Regions from separate parts of the Mus musculus genome. Here all the other regions are linked to region 1. The links are chromatin loops, found by intact Hi-C in ENCODE. Cell type or tissue: left cerebral cortex. All regions are shown on one strand.

Evidence for each region. Peaks named below come from ENCODE experiments on the same cell type or tissue, not always from the same donor. Only the 100,000 strongest peaks of a DNase experiment are listed, where the experiment ranks them.
Region 2: a loop joins it to region 1, with 2.7 times the contacts of the local background. A loop is called at or near these places in 8 of 42 quality-filtered maps.
Region 3: it touches region 1 in a loop (7-fold over the local background); 15 of 42 quality-filtered maps call a loop at or near these places.

Annotation. Positions count from the first base shown.
Region 1 is chr9:57,429,776-57,437,775 of GRCm38, reverse strand. Ppcdc (phosphopantothenoylcysteine decarboxylase) reads left to right here. Exons shown (of 7, transcript NM_176831.5): 2 at 294-359; 3 at 2,691-2,873. The coding sequence starts at 2,739. Among named protein-coding and RNA genes, the nearest start is that of Ppcdc, 6.3 kb to the left of the region's middle. In left cerebral cortex, a CTCF peak has its summit at 3,829 (motif pointing right); DNase peaks (open chromatin) are centred at 4,296, 4,555, 5,021, 6,356 and 2 more places; H3K27ac peaks cover 2,645 bases.
Region 2 is chr9:57,159,201-57,167,200 of GRCm38, reverse strand. No RefSeq gene overlaps it. Among named protein-coding and RNA genes, the nearest start is that of Commd4, 4.9 kb to the right of the region's middle. In left cerebral cortex, a CTCF peak has its summit at 4,521 (motif pointing left); a DNase peak (open chromatin) is centred at 4,496.
Region 3 is chr9:57,204,771-57,212,770 of GRCm38, reverse strand. No RefSeq gene overlaps it. Among named protein-coding and RNA genes, the nearest start is that of Gm46115, 5.6 kb to the right of the region's middle. In left cerebral cortex, CTCF peaks have their summits at 1,970 (motif pointing right), 3,289 (motif pointing left), 5,015 and 5,217 (motif pointing left); a DNase peak (open chromatin) is centred at 3,287.

The sequences.
Region 1 (8,000 bases):
TCTGTGTATCTCTCTCTGTGTGTCTGTCTCTGTCTCTCTATCTCTCTCTTTCTTTCTATCTCCCCCCAAACCCTTCGCCAAGAAGAATGGTTTTGGTCCTGAGCAAAGCTTGGGCCTCAGAACAAATGATGTTTCTTGGGCCGCAGAACATTGTGCCTTCTGTGGAGAACAGCTGAGTGAGCAGCAGAGTCCTGCCTCCAGTTTAGCCGACAGCTTTCTGTAACATGACTCTTAGGAATGTTATCTTTTTGAGGTCCAGGGACTGCACATGGAATTGTGCGTCTTTTTTACAGGACTCTCCTGTTCTTGCCACATTTGACTGAAGAAGGACAACGGGGTCAAGGTTTGAGGACTGACAGGTAAGTTTTCCTGGAGATTCAAAACTGTGCTTTTCAACAAGCATTGGGGCTCAAAGTTCTGTCAGTTTGAGGGCAGCCTAGTCTACAAAGCGAGTTCCAGGACTGCCAGTGGTCTGTTACACAGAGAAACCTGTCTTGGAAAACCAAACCAAAAAGAGAAAAATAAAATGGATGTGCTTCTTATGGAGCTGGAGAGATGGCTTCTGTTCTGCTCTCACAGAGAACCCAAGTTCTATTCCTGTCTCTGTGTGTACACCGAGTCACGTAGCTCACAACTGCCCAGTACTCCAACTTCAAGGTGACCGGATGCCTCTGGCCTCAGAGCACCTACATTCAAGTGCACATACTCACATGTACACACATAATTTAAAATAATTAAACAATAACAAAACCCAGACCTGTCTCTCACCTACTAATGATGTACTCTGGGAGAAGCTGGTAGTAGGTCCCATGGACATTGTCAGTTGTTAACAGCGCTCCCCAAACTTTGGGTGGGCTCATGTCTCTTAACAAGCCTGGTCCTGATTACAGCTCTTTATTGTAGCAAGGATTCGGTATTGGTGGTAGGGCTTGGGTAGAGAGAAGGCGCAGTGGTTAAGTGAGCTTTCTCTTGTAGAGGACCTCCGTTCAATTTTTTTAGACCCGCGTGGCAGGTCATAACCACCTATAACTCCAATTCCAGAGGACCTGACACCCTTTTCTGGCCTCTTTGGGCACTTTTCACAAGTGATGCACAGACATACATGCAGTCAGAATACCCACACACATGAGACATACATGCAGTCAACCGTCAGACAGACCTAAACAGTGCCCACACACATGAATAGTGAATATATAAAGTAGATCTTTAAAAAGTACTGGCAAGGTGAACTTTACGGTTGGGAGTTGTGCCTAGGGAACTAATCTGTGCTTAACCCCTTTGAGATGGGTACCTGGAATCACCTCAGCTCTAGTGGATATATACCTAAAGGTTACAGGCAAATGCAGAGAGGCCCCCTGTGGTTACCCAGGCATGGAGGGAGCTGGAGCTACTGGGTTCTCCTCCCGTGGCTGACCTTGACCTTTCATAGAAAGAGCCACTTAGCACCATCTTTTGCATTGATTCACGCTGCACTGGATGAGGCTTCAGAAATCAACTGTTCCTATGCCTTTCATATAAGTAAAGGGTTTGGGGGAGGGAATGATCCTGACGCAAGATCACACACCAGGTCAGGAGTACAGCCTTGGACAGGACCCGGGACTCTTGCTTCCCAGGGCAGGTACTGTGTACTGTTTATTCATCCAGCAGATAATCAGGGCCGTGATGGTGAGGTAAGAGGTGGGTGGTGGTTAATCTGGTCATCCTTAGGGAGATTGCTGGTAGAGGAAGAAGCAAAGGCAAAGGCCTGACGTCTAAACCGCGAGAGATCATTGAAAAGGTTCCATGGAGAAAAGGGCCATCCCGACATCCACAGAGTCCCTAAAAGCAGCAGTGCTGTCTTCCACACTTCTCTGCTCAGGGTTTGGTTCTCAGTGACTGTGGCTGATGGAGCGAGGTGTGCTGGCCCAGCCTCCAGGGTAGAGGTTCTGATGTGAGCATCAGCCGGAGGAGGAACCCAGTCAGCTGCTCCTGTGGAGTGGCCCACTGCGTCGTATTTGACTCTTAGAAGTCAGTTTGTGTTTTGGAACTCAGCCTGGTGCACAAGGATGGGACAGGCTACAGAGCTGGCTCCAGACGAATTCTCCTTGCCTGTGGTTCCAATCCACTGGCATCCAAGTACCTTGTCCTCTCTGTCTGCTTCACCAGCCAGCCAGCCAGGCACACCCCAGTAACTCCCCCCGGTCTCGGCCCTCTCACACATCACCAGCACCGACATTGCTTTCTCACAACAAAGCACCAGGTTCTCACCTCCCTTGATATTCTGGCCCAGATCTGAGGGACCATGCAGCCCGGCTGGTCCCTCCTACCCCTCCTCGGGACTCTTCAGCGTCTCTCATAACTGACACCGTGTTCTCTGCCATGCCATTCTCCTTCAGACCTCTGCACTTTGCAGGGTTATTCCATTTGAAGTCATTTCTTCTTGCCTGAAAAAGTGCTCATCCTTCAGACTCAGCCTGAACGGTACCTTTATGTGACACGGTCTCTGAGACAGTCCCTGGGCAGCCATGGCATAGGTATGGCTCTTAGAGCAGTGTATGGAGAGGAGGCCTGACTTGGTCATCATACCGCGTGCTCCCAGAAGCTGGGACTTTTAAAGCCCACAGCAACTCCGGCATTTAGATGGCCTAGGGCATGCCACATGCCCCTTGTTCTGTGACTGAATGAAGAGGATGCCCTTTCTTCTCTTTTAGATTCTAGACCCAGGCTTCCTCAGCCCCCAGAAAGCCACCAGACCTCACATGGAACCAAAGGCCCCATGCCCAGCCGCCGTCCCCTCAGAGGAGAGGAAGTTCCGTGTTCTTGTGGGCGTCACTGGCAGCGTGGCCGCTCTGAAGCTGCCTCTCCTGGTATCTAAGCTGTTGGACGTTCCTGGGGTGAGTATCTTCTCAAGATGAGTGCAGTGGCTTCTGGCACTAAGGAGTCCTGCGTCTGCAGGGCATGGGATTTTCTTTCCCCTTAATCCTGGTCTGTATAGAAGGAGATCCTCTGTGTGTGCTGGTGAGTGAGGCACACAGGAGACAGACTAGTGTATAAGATAAGCAGGAGCTAGATTAAGTGAGATGGTGTAGGCAGGGTGTGACCCCACACACTGACCCTGAGGGCCCGTGACAGCCTGTGGTCTGAAGGGCAGAAGGGTCTCAGCACTCCATGCTCCCCCACTCCCGCTCTTGTTCCTCCCTGAGCTCTGAGGCTCAGCTCTCTCTCCTTGTTAGATACCTTGCTTGTTTCTAACACACCGAAAGCCCCAGGGGCTGCTCACTGCTTGTACCTCTTGTTTCAAACCTAACTCCTTCCAGTGTTCTTAGATACTCCAGAAGCCACTCCTGTGTGATGGGATGGGAGATTTTTTTTTTTTTCACCCTCTGTTCTTGGCTAGGCCACCTCAACGTTGACTAATTTTATATATGAGGATGCAGGAGCAGAAATTCCAAGACTGAACTATGACCAGCTCCAGCAGGTAGATGCTTCCCTTCCCCAGAATCCTCTGTGGGTCTGCGTAGCCTCCTGTTGTTCCTGTGTTCCATCCAATGACCACTGCTGTGGGTTGGCTCCTGCATATAACTGCTCTTTCTCTTCACTTTTCAAATCTGTACAAACCCTCCACTCACACACATCTTCTCTGCCTGTTCCAGCCTGGGTGGTTTTATTTCCATTTAAACTCATTTGACATAGTCCAGAGGCTGCGTTGGTCACTGCTTGTGTTAGTTAATCTAGCACTAGTTTTGTGGGAGCACACATTAAGACACAGCCGAAGTTGCTTTTCCTTCCTTGTGTCTGAATAGCCCCCGAGGTGGGGCTACCTAGGTGGCTGTATCCTGCATGTCCAACAGAGGGCGCTTCTCTCACACAGATGACTGCTGTGGGTCCTTCCAGTCTGGGACTGGAAAGGCTTGTTTTTTTTCTTTCTATAAACTTCTACTGAGAATGAACCTCCTCTCTTTAAGTCCCTCCCTGCCCGCAGGCTAAAATAAGTGATGAAGATGCCAACCGTGCCACAGTCAGGAGAAGGGAGACTCTCATGGCTGCCCTCTGCTTCATGTGCCCCAGAGCTGTTGGCAGAAGCTGATCAGATAGAGCCTGGAAGGCAGAAGGCCTGGAGAGGGGTTTTGACGTTGTCACTGCCCCCTGGGGAGAGAGTCTCTCAAACAGTTCGTTTTCCCATAGCCCCAGAGCAAGTGAGTTTCCGGGTAGGAGGATGGGGGTAGGGAGTCCTATCCCAGGACACAGATGGGCAGCCTCAGAGCACAAGGGAATGGCAACACCACCACTTCCTCCTAGCCCACGCATGTGTGGGGGTGTGAGGAAAGGACTGCCTGCAGAGTAGTGGCTCCACCTACCCCAGGCTTTTTTAGCCTGGGCCCCTGGGAGGGAGGACAGGCTGTGTCTGGAACAGGCCTTGGCCCGTTCTTTCTCTGGCTAGGGTTGGAGCCCAAGTGAGGCAGCCAGAGGGCACTGACCTGTGGAGGCCTCTCCTTCCCTTTACTCTGGAGAGCTGGCCTTTCTTGTTTCCAAGTAGGGATGATTCCTCCTGCCCATCCCCCAGGTGTGGAGATGGAGGGCAGATGGCACAGTTAGACAGCAACTTGGCACAGGGCTTGACACGTGGGAGCACTTAACAGTGTGTGTTTCCTGCCTGGCACTTCTCTTCTGCTATATGTAAGGGCCTCTGGGCCAGCACACGGCTTGAGGTACTGAGACTGCTGAAACACCAGCACGGGAGAAGCCCCTGGAATGACAACCTTTGCATTTGTGAGGGTCCCCAGGCCGTCATTCTGCAGGTCGGCCGCTAGCTGAACCAAGCTTTGTCCTGTAGGGCTCCGAGGTGTTGTAATGCCCTGTGGGCGTAGCCTGTAGCTTGTCTGATGGACACTTCTCTCCCTTCTCCGTACTCCTCCCTTCAGTTGCTCCCCTGGGGGACTGGGCTTCCCAATGCCCCTTTTATATCAGGGTCTTGGTCCCTTGGAGCAGTCACCCTCAGCTCTTTGCTGGGGCAATCATTCATGTGAACAAGGTTTCCCCCAGTTCACTTGAGGACAGTCAGCTTATGAATGGGCAGTAAGCACCTGGGCGTGGGTTGTGGGTAGCTAGCCATTCTACACACATACAGCTAGTGTGGCAGCATGTGTGGGTGTCCTGGGAGAGCCTCAGACCTGGAGGCTGTGCCATCACACCACAGGTAGGCCAGAGAGATCAGAGTGAGGCGGGGATAAGTGCTGGCCTTAGCTGATGACCGTATACATAAAGTCACCTGCAAAGGAGTCCAGGAGCCTTTTTGTGAGGCAGAGGAGTGTGCCTACAGGACCGGGAGGGACAGTTCTTACTGTAACCCACCTGTAAGCCGAGCATTGGGACCAGGGGGTGAGGATTTAAGGGTCAGCCTCAGCTGCAGGAATAGAAATGTGGCTCTGGTGGTTGACTGCGTGCTGCTAGGGACAGAGGCCTGGAAATTGTGATCTCCAGCCCACGTCAAACCAAGTGTGCTAGTGCAAGCCTGTAGTACTAGCACAGGGGAGACAGAAGCGGGAGACTTGGCAGTTCAAGGCCATCCTCAGCTACATATCCAGTGTGAGGCCAGTCTTGAAAACAGACAAGAAGGAGGAGGCATAGAGGTTTCACAACCCTGGGACCCTGAGCAAGTTTACTTCTGTTTGTGTTTCCTTTCTCAGCCTTAGTTATCCACGCAGTGAAGAGGAGGCAGGTAGACAAGGGGTCTCTCCTGAGCATCTCTTTGGCACTGGTGTTAGAAGATTCTAGATGTGACAGCAAAAGGGACCAGGACAGAGGTCACCCAGGAGGATGTTTTGCAAATCTTTAATTGTCATGTACTTGGACAGCAATGCCATCCAGGTTGTCAACTCAGATTTTACACCTTGGCAGGAAGTCCGGCTTGAACCTTTCAGACCAGTGTGGTGGAAACAAGACAGACACCATAGTTGCTTTTCAGGGCAAGTGGGAGCAGGACTGAACACCAAAGGGAACATCCCCCACAGAAGGAGTTGTGGTAGTCCTTGGGTTTACAAGAAAGATAAGTTTCTAGCATATCTATCAAGACACTTGGGGCTGAAAACGAGAAAGGAGGACCTTGCTCATAGGTATATGAAATAAATTCTGCCTCTCCAGACAGCTTGTCAATATATAGAAAAAGTGTAAACGCTCAATAGCCTTCACTTCACTCACAGAGTTAAATCCCATGGTTGCAAAAGCTCACCCGAGTACGAGGATGCCCACTGTAGTAAGTATTGTTGATGATTTCAGAACAAAACTGAAAACAAGCTGAAATCTCTGTGCACAGCTCTGGCACGCCCACGGGGCAGCCTCCATGGGTTCTTGCAGTGGTCTGGAACTGCAAGATCGCTTGAAGTGATCGCTTCCTACTGCTGTGCAGCACTCCGCAGGGTGTTACCAAAGGGCAGGTCACAGTCCATGCCCCAGGAAGCCATCCTCAGCAAGATTACAACAACAAGACCGTAATAGTAAAAAGTGGAAAAGATTTATTCAGTCTGGCCATACTGGGAAGGGGCTAAAGAGATCCCTTTCCCTCCAGATCTGTCTTCCGGGCCTTAAAGTGAGATTTCTATTTAAATAGAGGACCCTAGATTTGCATATCTAAGCAGTTCCAGCTGAAGTGCAGCCTGTGCACAATCCTTTCCCCCTGGCTAGCCCAGGCTTTAAGCTTTCTCTTCTCCCAGCATGAGGCTCCTGGGGGAGTTCAATTACTTGGGGCTCTACTGTTTGAGCAGTTTGATAGCCAAAATAATATCTCTTCAAAATATCTTACTTTCTGCCAGGCCGGGTAGGGGGCTAGAAGTGAAGTAAACCATAGAGCAGATGGGAGCGTCCACAGGCCGTCTGGGCCTTAGCCTCTTTTTGTATAACCTGCAACTAAGAATGGTTTTTAAATGCTTTCCCTTTTTTTCCCCCAGCGCTAAGAATCAACCCCGCAATGGTCTCATGTATGCTAGATGAACAACCCCCTACTAAACTGCATCTCAAGCCTCAGTTTTTACATTTTAAAATAGTTCATCAAAAGTAGCTTTTAAAAGTGGTATTTTATGGCTTATAAAAGTATCAGGGATGGTGGCACATGCCCTTAATCCCAGCATTTGGTAGGCAGAGGCAGTTAGATCTCTGTGAGTTCAAGGACAGCCTAGTCTGTATAGTAAGATCCAGGCCAGCTGGGTTACATAGTGAGATTCAGTCCACAAACGAGCAATCAAACATGCCAGGAATGGGCTGGGGATGTGGTTCAGTTGGTCAGGGGCTAGCCTACCATGCTGAGGTCTAGCTTCAACCCCTAGCACCACATAATCCCGGCATGTTCCTGTAATCTCAGCACTCAGCAAGCAGAGGCAGGAGGATCCGAGGTGCAAGCTCGTTTTCAGCTACATAGCAAGTTTGAGGCCAGCCTGGGCTACATGAAACTTTCAGAGGGGTATGGAGAGGTGGTGAAGAGCCAGCCTGTTCCATCTTACTCCTAAAAACCATCTTATAGTAAAGACTAACTAGGTTCAGTCCTGTTTATGATTAAATCTGTTTCTCAAGGATTGGGCTGTGCCCCACCTGTAACCTTCACTACAAATGGTTCTATACTGCCTGTTCCAGGAATGGCAATCATGTCTTTGTTTCAAAAAGTTAATAACCATCTTGGACCCTACCTTTGTTTCTAAAGGTTGTTATGGTTGCCTTGTTATGACTACCTGTTGTTATGTTCCTCTTGTAACTGTGTCTTTCAGGAACCCGTGCAAGACTAACTTGTTATGGCTATGTCCTGTTCCTGAAACCTTGCCTATTTTGCCCTCCAAATCCCCCATTTGTAAACCCCCTACCCTAGAACTATAAAAACCTCACCTTCCTCACCTCCGATGCTGTCCTCTCGAACCTGCCTTAAGGGAGGCAAGCAGGCAGCCTGTGTACACGAATCAAAAAACTTGCTTTAATTAATTGCTCACTTTAATTAATTTGGCCATGAGGATTTGCATCAGTTGTCTTTCTCTTCCTAG
Region 2 (8,000 bases), 270 kb after region 1:
GGGAATGTTTTCCATGACTGTAAATCTGTTCCAAGCCTGCTTCCTTTTCCTTGTGCAATTCGCCTGTGATTCATGAGGGCTTACAGAACTCTGTTTACAACTTTTATTCTATAGGGGGTTTGGGATTACTAGCATCAATTTAGGAATTCTATAAAATTTGTTATTAGGAATTGTGAAATCATCAATTCATCTATACAGCTTTACTATATGAAAATATATCTTCATTTTGATTCTGCAGAAAATCTGCCCAATAGGGTAGGCTGATGCCCAGGCCATGGAATAGTGGCAGGAAATGCATATCAACAGCAAGAAGCAATTCTGGGACAAAGTCTCTGAGGACCCTGCATCTGAGAGTGCTCCCATCACAGCCATGCAAAGTGATGAGCCACCTCCAGAAAACTCACTTGCTTGCCATAGCCTTTCCTGGATGGCTTCTGACACCATTCCCTGGTGAGCAAGCACTCATGTCTATGAGCCTACTAGGGACATCCTCTTTCAAACCACTACATTCCACTGCCTGGCTCCCTTAGGCCTATAGTCATAGCATAATACAAAATAGATTTAGTCCAATTTTAAAAGTTCTCATGGTCTATAACTGTCTCCACACCGTTTAGAAATCCAAAGTTCAAAGTCTTTTCTGAGACTCAAGGCAGTCTCTTAACTGTAATCCCCTGTAAAAAGCAAAAGCAAAAGCAAAAAGCAAGCCACAGTCTTCCAACCTATAAAGGCACAGAATACACATTACCATTCCAAAAGGGAAGAAGTGGAGTACAGTGAGGAAATACTGGACCAAAGAAAGACTGGAAATCACCTCGGCTAACTCCAAACTCTGCATCTCAATGTCTGATGTCAAAGCACTCTTTAGATTCCAACTTCTTTCAGCCTTGTTGACTGCAACACACTTCACTCTTTTGTGCTGGATCCACACCCTGTTGGCAGCTCTCCCTTGCAATGACTGTGGCATTGCCAACACTTGGGGTCTCCAACATAACCCAAGCTTCACTTTCGCAGCTTCATGCAAAGGCCACTCTGATTCTCCATGCAGGGACACCCCGAGTACCATCTGGCTGCAGTTTTCCTTAACCTTAGAGGGGGACTCCACACTGATCTGATTTTTAGTGCTCTTGACTTTCAAGACCTTGTGGTCAAAGAGGCCAAATTCTTCCGCTTGCTGAGGGTGGGACACAGCCTCCTCATTTCCTTTTTTTTTTTTTTTGGTTTTTCAAGACAGGGTTTCTCTGTTTAGCCCTGGCTGTCCTGGAACTCACTTTGTAGACCAGGCTGGCCTCGAACTCAGAAATCCGCCTGCCTCTGTCTCCCAAGTGCTGGGATTAAAGGCATGCGCCACCACTACCCAGCAACAAATTTACAGATGCTTGGAGATGCTGGGATTGAACCCAGGACCTCACACATGGGAAGAGTGTGCGCTCTACCACTGGGCTAGATCCCCCAGACCAATACATTTTATTAAGCTTTCTCTTTTCTCAGGTTTTCTTCACTGCTTAATTTAATTAACTAAAAGCTTGTCTTTGGCTTCTTTTCACAGGTTGGGTGAGGTCTTGCCCTGAGGTTACCATACCCTTTATTCCATTTAGCATCAGGCTTTCTTTAGGCATTTTTATCTCCTCAAGACTATACTTAGCTTCATTGCACTTTCTGGTGCTCTTATTCTCCTCAAATTCTACAGTTTGTATTTTCCTTCATCAGTTTGATCATTAAAGATCTGACTAGGAACAGCCACTAATAGCTATACAACACAGTCATTCCTGGGCTGTCTTGAAATTTCTGCCAACACAATTAGCAGAACTCTTTCATTTATGGCAAAAAAAAAAAAAAAAAAGGCCACATCTTTGCTAAAATACCACAGTGGTCGATATACATTTAAATAGTAGTCTACTTATCCTCTCAAACCTCCTGAGTTGGGCTCCCGCATTCCCCATGGCCCTCAGCACCCAATGTCTTCCATGCTCCTACTAAAATGGCCCATTAAGCCCCACTTAAAACATTCAGCTGCTGGGGCTGAATGGCAATGGAGAATGCTGAATGCTGTGGAGAACAGATATATGCACTACTGAAAAGGTTTTTATCAAAATTCCTAAGCTGTATTATTAGCTTAACCATTATTTGTTAATAAAACTGGGGCCACCACTTTGACACTCTGCTTGTCCCAATCTGAGGGGAGATTAGCCTTTCCTGCCTGGCCTCTCCCTGTCTTTGTCCTTCCCAGCCCATTCCCCTTTCCTTTCTTCCCATTTATACTGTTTATTTTTGAATTATTTTCCTGGGTGGGGGGAGGTGACTAGGGGGAGATGGTTCTGGTTTGTTTGTTCTTCTGAGGTAGGGTCTCCCTATGTAACAGAGGCTGTTATTAACTGCAACTCTCCTGCCCCAGTCTCCTTATTCCAGGGATCACAGAATGCCACCAAGGCCTTCATCTATTTCCCTTTTTAACACACCCGAGACCCAAGTGTGACCATCCCTCTCTAAGTCACATCTTCCTGTGTAAGACCCCCTTTCGGGGACCCCCACTCTAGTCTCAGGAGTGAGAGAGCACCCAAAAAAACACGAGGACCCATCTTGCTGTAATTACATGAGGTCGTTTAATGATGGAGCTCCGGACCGACATGCATCCCACACAGGAGATAACGGATGTCGGCCACGAGGCTCGAAAGCTAGGGGTTTTTATGGGGTGAGGGGCTTAGGGGTGTGGAATTCAGCATAGCGACATACTAGACACACTATTGGCTTATTCAAACATTAACAGAAAGATTACATGTCAGCAAAAGGGCATCAGGACTTTGTTCCTGTGGGCTGGGGGCTTATCTTGTTCACATAGCAACCAGTTGATGTATGACTTTACCCAGCGTCAAGGGGCAGTAGACAGAGGGGAGGTTCTGGCCAGGTGGTGTTGACCCAGACAAGATAGCCCTGCTTGTCCTTGTATTTTTTCATTTTTACAGTCAAGCTGTTCTTAGGAATGTATTAACAGCAGCCCTGTCTGTTCTGCTTTGTTCTCGGCCCCAGGCGGCGGGCTCATAGACAACTCTTTTACATGAATCACAAGTTACAAAATCTCATTTTCCTTCACCTGCACCATTCCTTTCTGCCCAGCTGGCATGAGCTTTGCCAGGCCTGCAGCCCCTACCGAGCCTATATAGCACCCTACCCAAAGCATCTTCCTCCTCTTGGTTCAAGAAGTACCCTTGGGCCTGACTCAGACCATGGTCCACCCTGGGCAGAGGAATCTGTGTGGCAGATGGGCAGGGGCTCCAGGCCACAGGACAGCACAGGCTTCAGTGTCTCTGAGCACATCAGGCCCATCAACGTGCTCACATCAGCACATTGTGGCTTCAGTGTCCAGCCAGGCTCATGGCATGGCCAGGCAGAGACCCAAGTGCTCACAAATCTGCCTATCCCAGTCTTGGCTGTGGCTTGGCCTGTAGACGCCTGCAGCCACATAAACTGGGTTCCTGAATGGGAGGCTGGAGCTCTAAAAGTGGGAACCGGGAGAGAAGTAAAGAGACCAAGACAAATTTTCTGATCATGGCCCAATGTTTACTAGCAGTCTGTGCTTATAAAGGGGGGAAGCCCATCTCCCGCAGTGCCAGGCTTTTTCTTCTTCTTCTTTTTTTTTTTTCCCCCACACCAGGCTTCTTGATGCTTTGTTGCTAAGTGGTTAGCACTAGTCTGTCAGAGCTGTTAGCATTAGGTCACTAATTCCACAGGTTGTCAGCTATCTCAGGACTATCTCAGGAAGACAGGTTCAGCCTCTCAGCAGTAGCAGGCGTCTTGAAGAGCAGTGGCAGGTGACAGAACAATAGAACCATCTAGGTGGGAAGGCTTCACCCCAGGTGGTCTTATTCTCAGTGGCTGCAAGGTCTGAGCCAGCTTGCTCAAGGCTTGGGGAGGCTACTTTGGCCCATGAAAACTGAATCTAAGGATGAAAGGTAGAAAGGGTGTTGTCCCCAGCCTCCCTGGCTGGAGTCAATGAGGAGGGGGTCCAGGGACCTAGGAGTGGGTGTGGAACTTTTCACAAGATCCTTAGGACTTGCCAGCGTTCCCAGGACTGAACAACAACAGGAACTCTGCACAGGGAAGACATATCAGGGTGAGAAAGACAGTCCCATGCATAGATGTCACTGTGTCCTCTAACAGGTGCTTCCTACAGCCTGTGAAAGCAGTTCCTGAGTTCTTCAATCCTTAGTTTGCAGTCCCCAGGACCAGCCTTCAGACTTGCCTAGCCTCAGAAAAGGAAACTTTTGGTCTTGAGAGGCAGAGCAGGGCCAGCCAGGCAAGGCTGTACCAAATGGGCAACATCTTGACCCTCTGCAAGAAGTGGGTGGTATGACTCAGAGGAGGGCATCTCAGCACCCACAGGGACCCCAGAGCAAGCTGGATAAGAGAGAACGGGAGATATCTAGGGAGAATTTGTCTTCCCACCTATCCTACTTGCAACCACGTGACAGGGAAGAAACAGTGAGGCTGGGCAGTACCTCAGCCTCTTTCTGCCATCTGGTGGCAACAAGGCAGAGAGACATGAGCATGTGACAAATGGGGGAAAGGCAGCCATTGCTATCATCATGGATGAGTCCGGTTTGGCCACCAAGTGACCCTATCCCACACCAGTCTGAGGGAGACATCCATTGTACCCCCAAAGCTCCTGGTCCTGCCTCTGTCACCTCTCCCTGGACAAGGTTTCAACCACCCTCTACAAGCTAGATCCCTAAGTCACCAAGCTGCAGAAACAGAAGGACTGTGTAAGGCCCACAGTAACAAGGGACACCCTCATACTGCAGAGACCCACTCTCCATGATGCAGTAAGCCTGACCCACACAGGGGAGCAGAAGAGGGAAGGGATCTGGGCTTTGGGTAAGTAGGCATGGATAGAAGAATCCAGAGTAAGGGGCAGCTGAGACCCTCATTCCAACCTTTAATCTACAGAGGACCACAAAGAGTTAAAATCTCCCACAAAGAACATGCAGGAGGGAGGTAAAAGCTGGAGCCTGGTGCCAACCAGGAAGCCTTGCTGCCCAGGAAGAGATATCACAGTACTGACAACTTTCCAGATCATCTTGCAGGAGAGACTGGGGCAGAGACAATGATGGGTCAGTGACAGGTGGGACCATACCTTGACCCAGACTGCTCAGCCATGCTACTTCTTATCCTCTGTTTAAACCAAATTTTCTGATAGTATCCTAAAGATAGGCCTGGAGGAGCCACTGAAGCCTTTCAATGTGGCCACGTGGAATAACTCTCTTGTCTCCACTTTTCATTAGTACCTTTAGTTGTACCTAAAGTACCTGTATCTTTAGTTGGTGTTTTGGACACCAATAGCCAAGCCTGTCTTGGTGGGGCTTCCAAAGCCCAGTCAATTACTCTAAAAATTCTGGTAACATCAGACACCTTTTAGAGGTTTGGAACAAGATGCCGTAAAAGCTGACAGAGTGTAAGATGCCTAAAGGAGACAGACCTGAAGTGAAGGCGAGATGCCAGGCTGACATCTCCCCCCTCCCCCGAGTTATCTTGTGGGCTCAGTGAGCCAATGTAGGAGCAGTTTCTCAATGCCTGCTTTATGGTCATGGACAAGAAAGTTCCACTTTTCAGACAGGGCCTTGTGTAGTCCAGAGTGACCTTCAACTCTCAGACATCCTGCACCCCCCCTCCCTGTCCTCCCCCTCCTCCTCCTTCCAGCAGCCAAGAGCTGGGACTACAGGTGTGCACTACCAAAATGCTTGTCTAGGCCAGCTTAAACATTCTCATCTGAGCAAATAGCACAGTAGTGCTTGGGGGTGGGGGTCAGGTGGGCGGGACTCACTCTCATGTGCCTCGGATTGAAGCAAGGGTGGTAATAGAGCCATAGCTGTACTATCATGCCTGACTGGGCCTGGCACTAGTGGGGTTAGAGGAACATGCTCCTCATCTTGATCAGTTCCTTTCTATCCAATGCTTCATCCTTAGGCTCCCAGGCTCCCTTTGAGGGATGCTACGTGGGAGCAAGTGAGCTGTCAAGAGCCCAGGACCCAGCAGTTCGGGTCATTCCCTCCTCCCATTGCGAGCAGCCCTCCCATACCCAAGTAATTCCAGCCTAATGCTGAATGTGCCCCAGCATCTTAAACAAAGGCTTGGGCTGGGAGAATCTTTACCCAGACACCCAGAAAATCTATTAAAAGGCCCTGCCATCCCCAGTAGGATGTAAAGGTAAAACCCTACTGGTCAAACGATCAATTTGTAGTTCCTGAGGATGTTCCAGGGGTTCCAGGCCATGAGGACTGACTCCTTCCTTATGGGCTGGCTGTGGACCCTACCTCCTGTTTCCCTAATAACACCAGAAAGGTAAGCAGCAGCTCTGCTATTCATCGGGACTTAAATTGCTATATAGGAGTTGGAGAGATGGCTCAAGGGTTAAGGTTAAAACACCTTAGTTTTCCAGAGGATCCAAGTTCACTTCTCAGCTACCCCATCAGTTGGCTCACACACACCTCTAATTCCAGTTTGAGACTCTGAGGGCTACTGCATGCACGTGGGACACATAAGCTCACACAGGAAATGCACATATATAAATAAGAGAAATAATTATTATTTTAAGTTTAAAAATAATGTCTGGTGCTAGCAAAACTGAAAGGAATTTTTCCTGGTTACATAAAATATTATGGCCATTTGTGCTAAACACCCAAAAGTCCTATCACAAAAGTGAAGTCAAATGCACAGCCATAGCACAATAGAGCTGGCTGGCCCTGGTGGCAGGGGCATAGGAAAGTTGGCCCTGCCAATCATCTGCTGTAAAGTAGTCTGGGGTGGGGAGTTGGGGGTGGAGGACAAGGGGCCATGCTCCCTCACCCTTGCCACCTGAAGCAGTTGGGAGAGCTGACCCTGAGTTCCTAAGAGTGAGTGAGCTGGCCCTGCCCCTTACTGGCTACAGCACTCAGGGGAGCTGTCTGCACCTTACCTGGGCAGCACAGTGGAGCTGGTTGTAGAACCATGGGGTGGATGAGCTGGCCCCATGAGAGCAGGAGAGCTGACCCTGCCTCCTTCTAATGGAAGAATTGGATGTCCTATCGGGACCAGTGCTGGAGAACTTGCTTTGGTGGTGCTGATGGGGCAGATCTGGTGGGCTGACCAGCTCAGCTATCACCCAGGCCCAGATCCTGGTCTGTGAATTGACCCACCCCAAAATCTGTATCATCTGCGAAGGATTGAGATGTGTGAAGGCCAGTCCTGCTGTTGCAGGGTCTCCATAACACAAAACAACAACGGGGTAACTGGGAGGAGTTCCGATGAGAACCCAATATTGATGGTGTCGCAGAAGCCAGAGATCTTGAACCAGACCAATGACTCATTGCAATGAACATTTGCAAGTGAAGGTGTGTGGACAGAGGGATAGACTGTGGGACACACTGTGACACACTACAGCTTCCAAGTTGAACTTTTTCTTTCTTTCTTTCTTTCTTTCTTTCTTTCTTTCTTTCTTTCTTTCTTTCTTTCTTTTTTTTTGGGGGGGGGGTGTTTGTTTGTTTTTTTTTTCAAGACAGGATTTCTCTGTGTAGCCCTGGCTGTCCTGGAACTCACTTTGTAGATCAGGCTGGCATCGAACTCAGAAATCACCCTGCCTTTGCCTCCCAAGTGCTGGGATTAAAGGTGTGTGTCACCACCGCCTGGCCAAGTTGAACTTTTTCTGTGCTTGGTTGTTGTTGTTGTTGTTGGTAGTGGTGGTGTGTGTGTGCTTGTATGTGTATGTGTGGTTGTGCTTGTGTTTTATTTGGGGAAGAAGGGTGGATATGAGGGAAGTGGAGTGCATGATGTGAAACTCCAAGAATCAATAAGGAGTTTTAAAAAACAGCCAGACTTGAAGGAGATATGAGGAGGGAGGGTACTAGTAACATTCTGGGTTTGTTTGTTTTAATCTGGTTACTGGTTATGTTTACACGGGGGTGAGGGGTACAGTTTATGAAGATTCTTTTAGCTTCACCCTTACATATAATTTCCTGCACGTGCATCATATT
Region 3 (8,000 bases), 230 kb after region 1:
AAAGGCAGTCATGCGACAGTTCCAGAAACAGACATTAAGTCTCAGAGACTAGGCCATAAGACACCAGCTCCAGGGACAGACCATAAAATCCAGAACAGGGTCATAAACCACCTCCCAGAGACCAGCCAATGAGGAAATACCTCATCTCAGAATGGGCCATCTGTGCTCGGCAGCCCTACCTTACCCGAAGGCTAAGGGTTCATGACATAGGAATGCAGACCACTGACCACCTGTGACTCCCTAGCACCCACCAATGACATTTTAGATGACCTAATCCTTCTAGAGAGTTCCCTGTAAGAAGGCCTGTGCATCTTTGTCTGAGGTCATCATTTCAAAGAATGCTTGGCACCCTCATGCGGGTTGTTTCTGCAGAATAAACTCTCTTTGTCTTTGCAGACTGAGTCTGGGGTCTTCCTTCAGCAATTTTTGGACACTCAACCCCTGCAAAGGCCATGGCCGGCAGAGTAACAGTCCGTGTGAGGCAGGATGGAAATGTGGTTCATCATGACTTAGCCAGTGTTGGTTCGAACTTCTAGAGTCTGACCTGGAGCAGTGCATTTCGGACCTGTTTCAACATGAGGGAAAATGTTTTCTTGTGACAATGATTGCAACATAACAAGGCATAGCTTCACTGACAACTCTTTTGCACAGTCCCTGGGACTTCTTCCATGAAGATGGGTTGAACCCACTGGGAACAATGTTCAGGATAAGGAAGGGTCTGGGACAAACATAGTCAACTGTTTTGCAAAGTACAAGGGACCTCTCTCATAAGAATGGGTCCTATTGACTGAAAAAGAATACTCAGGACTCAGAAGAGTCTGGGATAAACATAATAGTTTGGGGATTCAAATGAGACCTGGCTCTACAGATAGCAAAGATAAACTACACCCATTCCCAGCTTTCCAGGGAATCCCCTCTGTTGATGAGGCCCCCTCCTCCCGAGTTTAACATTCCTGGTTTCCCTAGTGCTCTTTTTTTTTTTTTTTTTTTTTTTTTTGTTATAACCCACTTTCTCCAAATGGTTTGTTGTGGAGTCTGAGATCCCTGGGAAAAAGACCACAGACTCAATCCAATCCTAACTTAAAAGATTTATTGATTCGATGCTGGCAGGACAACAGTCGTAAAACCAAGTCTCAGGCATGTCGTAAAGGAGAGAGAGGTATGGGGAACGGTTTTAAAAGGCAAAACCACAAGAAGACCATCAATATCTACCTACTCAAGCAAACAAGCCTGCTCTGTCAGGGCAACCCCAAAGGATCCTTGGGTGTCAGCATAAGTAAGTTATAGAAGCCAAAGGCGGCCATAGTCTTCTCACCACAGGGTAGGTGGTTGACACTTTGTGTTCCTGGGTGGGGGGCACTAAGTCAGGGTTGTTTTCTGGGAGCTAACTCATCCTCCTGGAACTTTGAGTCTTTAGGTACTAAGAGTCATTAGGTACTAAGATGGTGGCCTAGCAACCAAATGGAGTTTCTCTGCTCTGCGTCTACAGCTAAATTAGACATACATCTTCAGGTCAGACTTTGTTAAATCTCAGTCATCAAACACACACCAGCCTTATGTCATATCCCATAAACCTGTGTAACTTAGACCTGTGAGCTGGCTTCAGGCTTTCATGGTCTTGTTGACATCTGTTATTTTTCATTCTTAGGACAATATCTTTTTTTTTCTTAAAGATTTATTTATTAATTATATGTAAGTACACTGTAGCTGTCTTAAGACACTCCAGAAGAGGGCGCCAGATCTCATTATGGATGGTTGTGAGCCACCATGTGGTTGCTGGGATTTGAACTCAGGACCTTCAGAAGAGCAGTCAGTGCTCTTACCCGCTGAACCATCTTGCCAGCCCCCCCCCCTTTTTTTTAATCACACAAAATCCACTGCTATCCAAAATATTCTCATTAACCCCTTTAAAAAAAAAGATTCATTTATTTATTTTATGTATATAAGTTCTGTAGCTGTCTTCAGACACTCCAGAAGAGGGCATCAAACACCATTACAGATGGTTGTGAGCCACCATGTGGTTGCTGGGAATTGAACTCAGGACCTCTAGAAGAGCAGTCAGTGCTCTTAACCATTGAGCCATCTCTTTGTTAACCCTTTTTAACCAAAAATAAATCCTCAAAAAAAACTTTCCCCCTCATACTTACTCTTTTTTAAAAATTATTTTTCTAAAAAAAAAAATTGAATCCAAATAACATACATGGCATGTTATAGCAAACTAAGATTATCTGTACACACACTGTAGTGGGCTACTAAACTATAATTATACCATCGCAGAAAAGTATTATTAATACTTCAGCTGCTAAATCTACTAGGAAAACTGGTCTTTGGTAACTTAAGATGAGCCATAAATTGTTATACAATGTATCTTTGTCCTAAAGGTTATGAGAACTGCTTAACTGCTCATTATCAAGAGTTGGAATCCTGAGGGCGAAGCCCATGTGACCTGATCTATGTCCTTCTCCAAACACACACACACACACACACACACACACACACACACACACACACACACACACAATATATGCAATATACAAAATACTTCAAAATATACATATATTATACATTTATGTATATATAATACACATATGTAATATACTATATATATAAAATAATACATATACATGTACACACATAAGTATGTATAGTAGGAAAGGGGGAAGAGAACTGTTAAATTTGTGATAGAAAGACCAGTTCCAAAATTTTGAACCAAATTGGAAGCAAGCGTTAATTAAATACTTACTGCGGTTATTGTGAGAAGGTGTGTCTGCTAGCTTGAGGAGCTTGCTGCCCCACGGAGAGAGAACTTTCAGGAATTTGCTGTCTGACTGAGAAGCTGCAGGCTCAAGCTTCTGAACTGGTAATGGATTAAGTTTGAAAGCAGTAAAAGAAACAAGTAGAAACAGTTAGAAGTGTACTTTGCTGTTGAAATAAGGGAAATATTTAGTTTGAGAATAATAAAGTCAAGTCTCTGAAGGAAGGAGAGAATTAGATTAAAACTGAAAATATATTTTGTTAAGATGTGGAATATACAATGGCAGAGGGCAAGTGGACCCGGTATAATTTTATTTCATATATCAGCATAGAAATATATGTTTGGTAATGACCACAATTTTCAATGCTCTCTTTAAGGAAAGATCAGAATAAAGCAGACTTTGATAAGGAGAAGATTGAGAAATGGAATTCCAGATTAAAAGTGATAGAACAGAGATTAGAGGATCCTGTAGATAAGAATAAAGAAACCTTCAGACAAATCCAATCTTGAGCCCACGGCGCCACCTACAGGATGGCCCATTAGAAAACCCACAACTAATTTTCCAGTTACTGTAAGAGAAGTAGCTCCAGGAGAGAGAAATCATACTGGCTTGAAGTATTTGGCTGCTGGCAGCCTATAGAAATACTAGACTTAAAAAGACTTAATGAAGCAATAATGTCTTATAGCATGCATTCACCCTACGTGAAACAGATAATAACTGGGCCATGCAAAAATTGTATAATTCCAAAAGATTAGAGAGATTTGATGTCATCCATGTTAGAACCTGGCCCTCAACTACGGTGGCTGACATGGTAGACAGATGAGGCTTCAGTTATGGAGCAACAGAATCAAACTAGAGATATTAATATTGTCAAGGATCAGTTGCTAGGTGGAGGTTAATATTCTGAACTAGAGTACAAATTATGTTTTTTTTGATGCCACCTTAAAGTAATGTCATTTAAATGCTTGGGACAAGGTTGAACAAGGGAAAATGATCTGGATCATTTACAAAGATAACCCAGGGTTCAGACAAACCCTTTGGCTGACTTCTTTTTTTTTTTAAAAAAAACAAAGATTAACTTCAGCTCTAAATAGAGCAATATCAGATACAGATGCTAGAGAAATAATTGAGTCTTTTGCTTCTGAGAAAGCTAATGCTGAATGCAAAAAGACTGTTAGATCTTTAAGAGCCAGATCTGTACCAATTTTTTAAAGATTTATTTTATTATTATTATATATATGTAAGTACACTGTAGCTGTCTTCAGACACACCAGAAGAGGGTGTCAGATCTCATTACAGATGGTTGTGAGCCACCACCATGTGGTTGCTGGGATTTGAACTCAGGAACTTCGGAAGGGCAGTCAGTGCTCTTAACCACTGAGCCATCTCTGGTACCCGATCTGTACCTATTTATGAGTGGATTAAAACTACTTCAGATATTGGATGTAATGCTTACAATTTAGTTGTGGATGGACAGACAATGGCAGAAGATATGAGAGCTCAGGCTGTCCAATGCTATGGCTGTGGAGAACCAAGCCAGCTCCTAAAGGACTGTGAGCAAACAGGATACATTTTTCTCTAATGAATGTCCCTAGGGGGCTGGAGAGATGGCACAGAGGTTAAGAGCACTGACTGCTGTTCCAGAGGTCCTGAGTTCAATTCCCAGCAACCACATGGTGGCTCACAACCATCTGTAATGGGATCTGATGCCCTCTTCTGATGTGCCTGCAGACAGTGTACTCACATTTTATAATAAACAAATTTTTTAAAAATGATAACCCTGGAATATGTAAAAGATGCAGAAGATGGGCACACAACGCTTATGAATGTAGTTCATCCAGAGATATTAGAGGCAATTCCTTATGGTCAGAAAACTGTCTAAGGGGCTTTGCTTGGGCCCCAACAAAAAACAAGAGCCATTTGTTCCCTATCAGCCAAGGAGAGACTGAGAAAGCGACTGGAAAAATTAAAACCTACTATGACAGACAGTGCTGCTCCAAACTTAACTAAACCATTCAATCAAGATGGTGTAGCTACAACAGATAAAACAAGAGGATTCAAGTACTAGACAACAGGTATTTCGGCAAACTGCTATAAATGATGAGAGACCAAAATTGTAGTAACAATTAGATGGAATTGAGATTGAAGGTCTAGTGGACAACTGGAACAGATGTAATAATAATTTCACAAGATCCCTGGAATCCAGCTTGGCCACTTCAAAAGGTATCTGCACAGTAACTAGGGATTGGGAAATTGTCTCAGGTAATACAAACTCTAAAATTGATTAAATGTATAGGACTGGGGGGCTGGAGAGATGGCTCAGCAGTTAAGAGCACTGACTGCTCTTACAAAGGTCCTGAGTTCAATTCCCAGCAACCACATGGTGGCTCACAACATCTGTAATGAGATCTGGTGCCCTCTTCTGGAGTGTCTGAAGACAGCTACAGTGTAGTTAGATATAATAAATAAATCTTAAAAAAAAGTGTGCCGGACGTGGTGGCACACGCCTTTGATCCCAGCACTCGGGAGACAGAGGCAGGCGGATTTCTGAGTTCGAGGCCAGCCTGGTCTACAAAGTGAGTTCCAGGACAGCCAGGGCCTCGAAAAACCAAAAAAAAAAAAAAAAATGTATAGGACTGGAAGATCAGGTAGGAAGGTTAATCCATATGTGGCAGATATAGCCATGAACTTATGGGAAAAGATCCTGATAAAGGTACTGAAACAATGTCATCAAAGACAGTTACAGACTGTCCATGCTGTCCATAAGCAGGATGCAGCAGAGGCTGCCTCCACTGTGAGGAGGGCCACTGCTGATAGAGTACCCACTGCTCTACCACTAAAGGGTTAACCTACAAGCCTGTTCGAGAAGTTACAGGCCCTAGAACAACAGGTCCAAGAGCAGCTGGAGGCTCTACATATAGAAGAGTTCACCAGTCCTTGGAATTCCCCTCTATTGTCATTAAAAAGATTCTGGAAAATGGAAGACACCGATAGATCTGAGACCAATGGGTTCCTTACAACCTGGACTCCCATTAACTTCCTTGTTACCTAAGGCATGGCCTATTTTAGAGATTGACTTAAAAGATTGCTTTTTCTCAATATCCCTTGAGAAAGAGAATGAAGATTAAACAATGAAAAAATCAACTAAGAGATACCAATGGAGGGTCTTGCCAAAAGGAATGTTAAACAGTCCCCACCGTGTGTCAATATTTTGTTCCACAGCTGTTAGAGACTAGTTACAAACTCTTAATGATTTTTTTTTTTTTTTTTTTTTTGGTTTTTTGAGACAGGGTTTCTCTGTGTAGCCCTGGCTGTCCTGGAACTCACTCTGTAGACCAGGCTGGCCTCGAACTCAGAAATTCACCTGCCTCTGCCTCCCAAGTGCTGGGATTAAAGGCATGCGCCACCACGCCTGGCTAATGATTTTTCAAAAATTACTAGAGCATATTAACTGGCTATGGCCCTAATTTGGATTAACCATTCAAGAGTTAAGTAATTTCTTTGACACCTTACAAGGCAATTTGGACTTACACAGTCCAAGAAATTATCAGCTGAGGCTGAGAGAGAATCGGCTCTAGTGGGAAAAGAGCATAGAGATGCATGTGTGGAAAGCCTGGATCCAAGGCTGGGCTGTTTGTATTCTAGGTATTTTGTCTTTTACTCACTCTCCTACAGGAATTCTTTTTTTTAAGATTTATTTATTTATTATATGTAAGTACACTGTAGCTGTCTTCAGACACTCCAGAAGAGGGCGTCAGATCTTGTTACAGATGGTTGTGAGCCACCATGTGGTTGCTGGGATTTGAACTCCGGACCTTCAGAAGAGCAGTCGGGTGCTCTTACCCACTGAGCCATCTCACCAGCCCCTTACAGGAATTCTTATGCAGCAAGAAGATAACATCTTAGAGTGGATGTTTTTAGCACATAAACAGAGTAAAAACTGAAAATCTCTATACAAAAGGTTTGTTTTGATTGTGAAAGGGTAAGATTTGACCATCAGCAGGGAAACCCAGCAGAGGGTGCTGTGCTTTATACTAATGCTGAAATTACCTCATTATGGGTAGTCAATGAGGCCTGGCAAAGAGCTTGCAAATACCCCCAAAGCAAGCAACTACAGTTTATAAAAAGAACTAATTGGATTCTTCCTCGTATAGTAAGAGGAACACCAACTTTTGAAGTTTCTACCTTGTATACAGATGCCAATAAATCAGGAATGGTAGGTTATAGGTCAGAAAATGTATGTAAAGTAATTAAAAGTCCACATGCTTCATCTCAGTTCACAAATCAGAACTATATGCTAGTCCCATGGTTTAATTAGATTTTCCAGAATCTCTTAAGATGTTTACTGATTCTGTTAGAACCTAGTGAGGAAACCCCCACTCAACTCCCAATTCGGCGTGCACCCAAGAATCACGAACAGATGACCATCTTGATGTAAATACATGAGGACGTTTAATTACGGAGCTCTGGACCGACATGTATCCCACACATGAGATAACGGATGTCGGCCACGAGGCTGGAAAGCTAGGGGTTTTTATGGGGTGAGGAGCTTAGGGGTGTGGAATTCAGCATAGCGACACACTAGACACACTATTGGCTTATTCAAACATTAACAGAAAGATTACACGTCAGCAAAAGGCATCAGGACTTTGTTCCTGTGGGCTGGGGGCTTATCTTGTTCACATAGCAACCAGTTGATGTATGACTTTACCTGGTGTCAAGGGGCAGTAGACAGAGGGGGAGGTTCCGGCCAGGTGGTGTTGACCCAGACAAGATAGCTCTGCTATGTCCTCACATTCCTCTTAAAGGTTAAGCTGTTCCCAGGAATGTTTTAACTACGGGGCATACCCAGGTTTGTTTTTCTTTTTTCTCAGCCCCAGGCAGCCTCTAGCTCACAAACAACCAGCAATTTCTGAGTACTTTATATGACTTACAGGTCTTGAAATTTCATCTTTCTTTCAATTCTCAATATGCAGAAAGAATTGTTTTGCATATAGAAACTGCTGAACTTATTCCAGATGATTCAGAATTAACTTTGTTATTTTATACGGCTATAATAGGTAATTCGAAACAGAAATCATTTATTATAGATAACCCATATTCGATCTCATACAGGTTTGCCAGGACCATTGCCATTAAAAAATGAGAAAATAAATCAGAATTAATAGAAAATATATTAGGGGATTCAAATTTTCATAAAAGGCATCATATAAATAGTAGAGGCCTAAAGAAAAAAAATTCTAT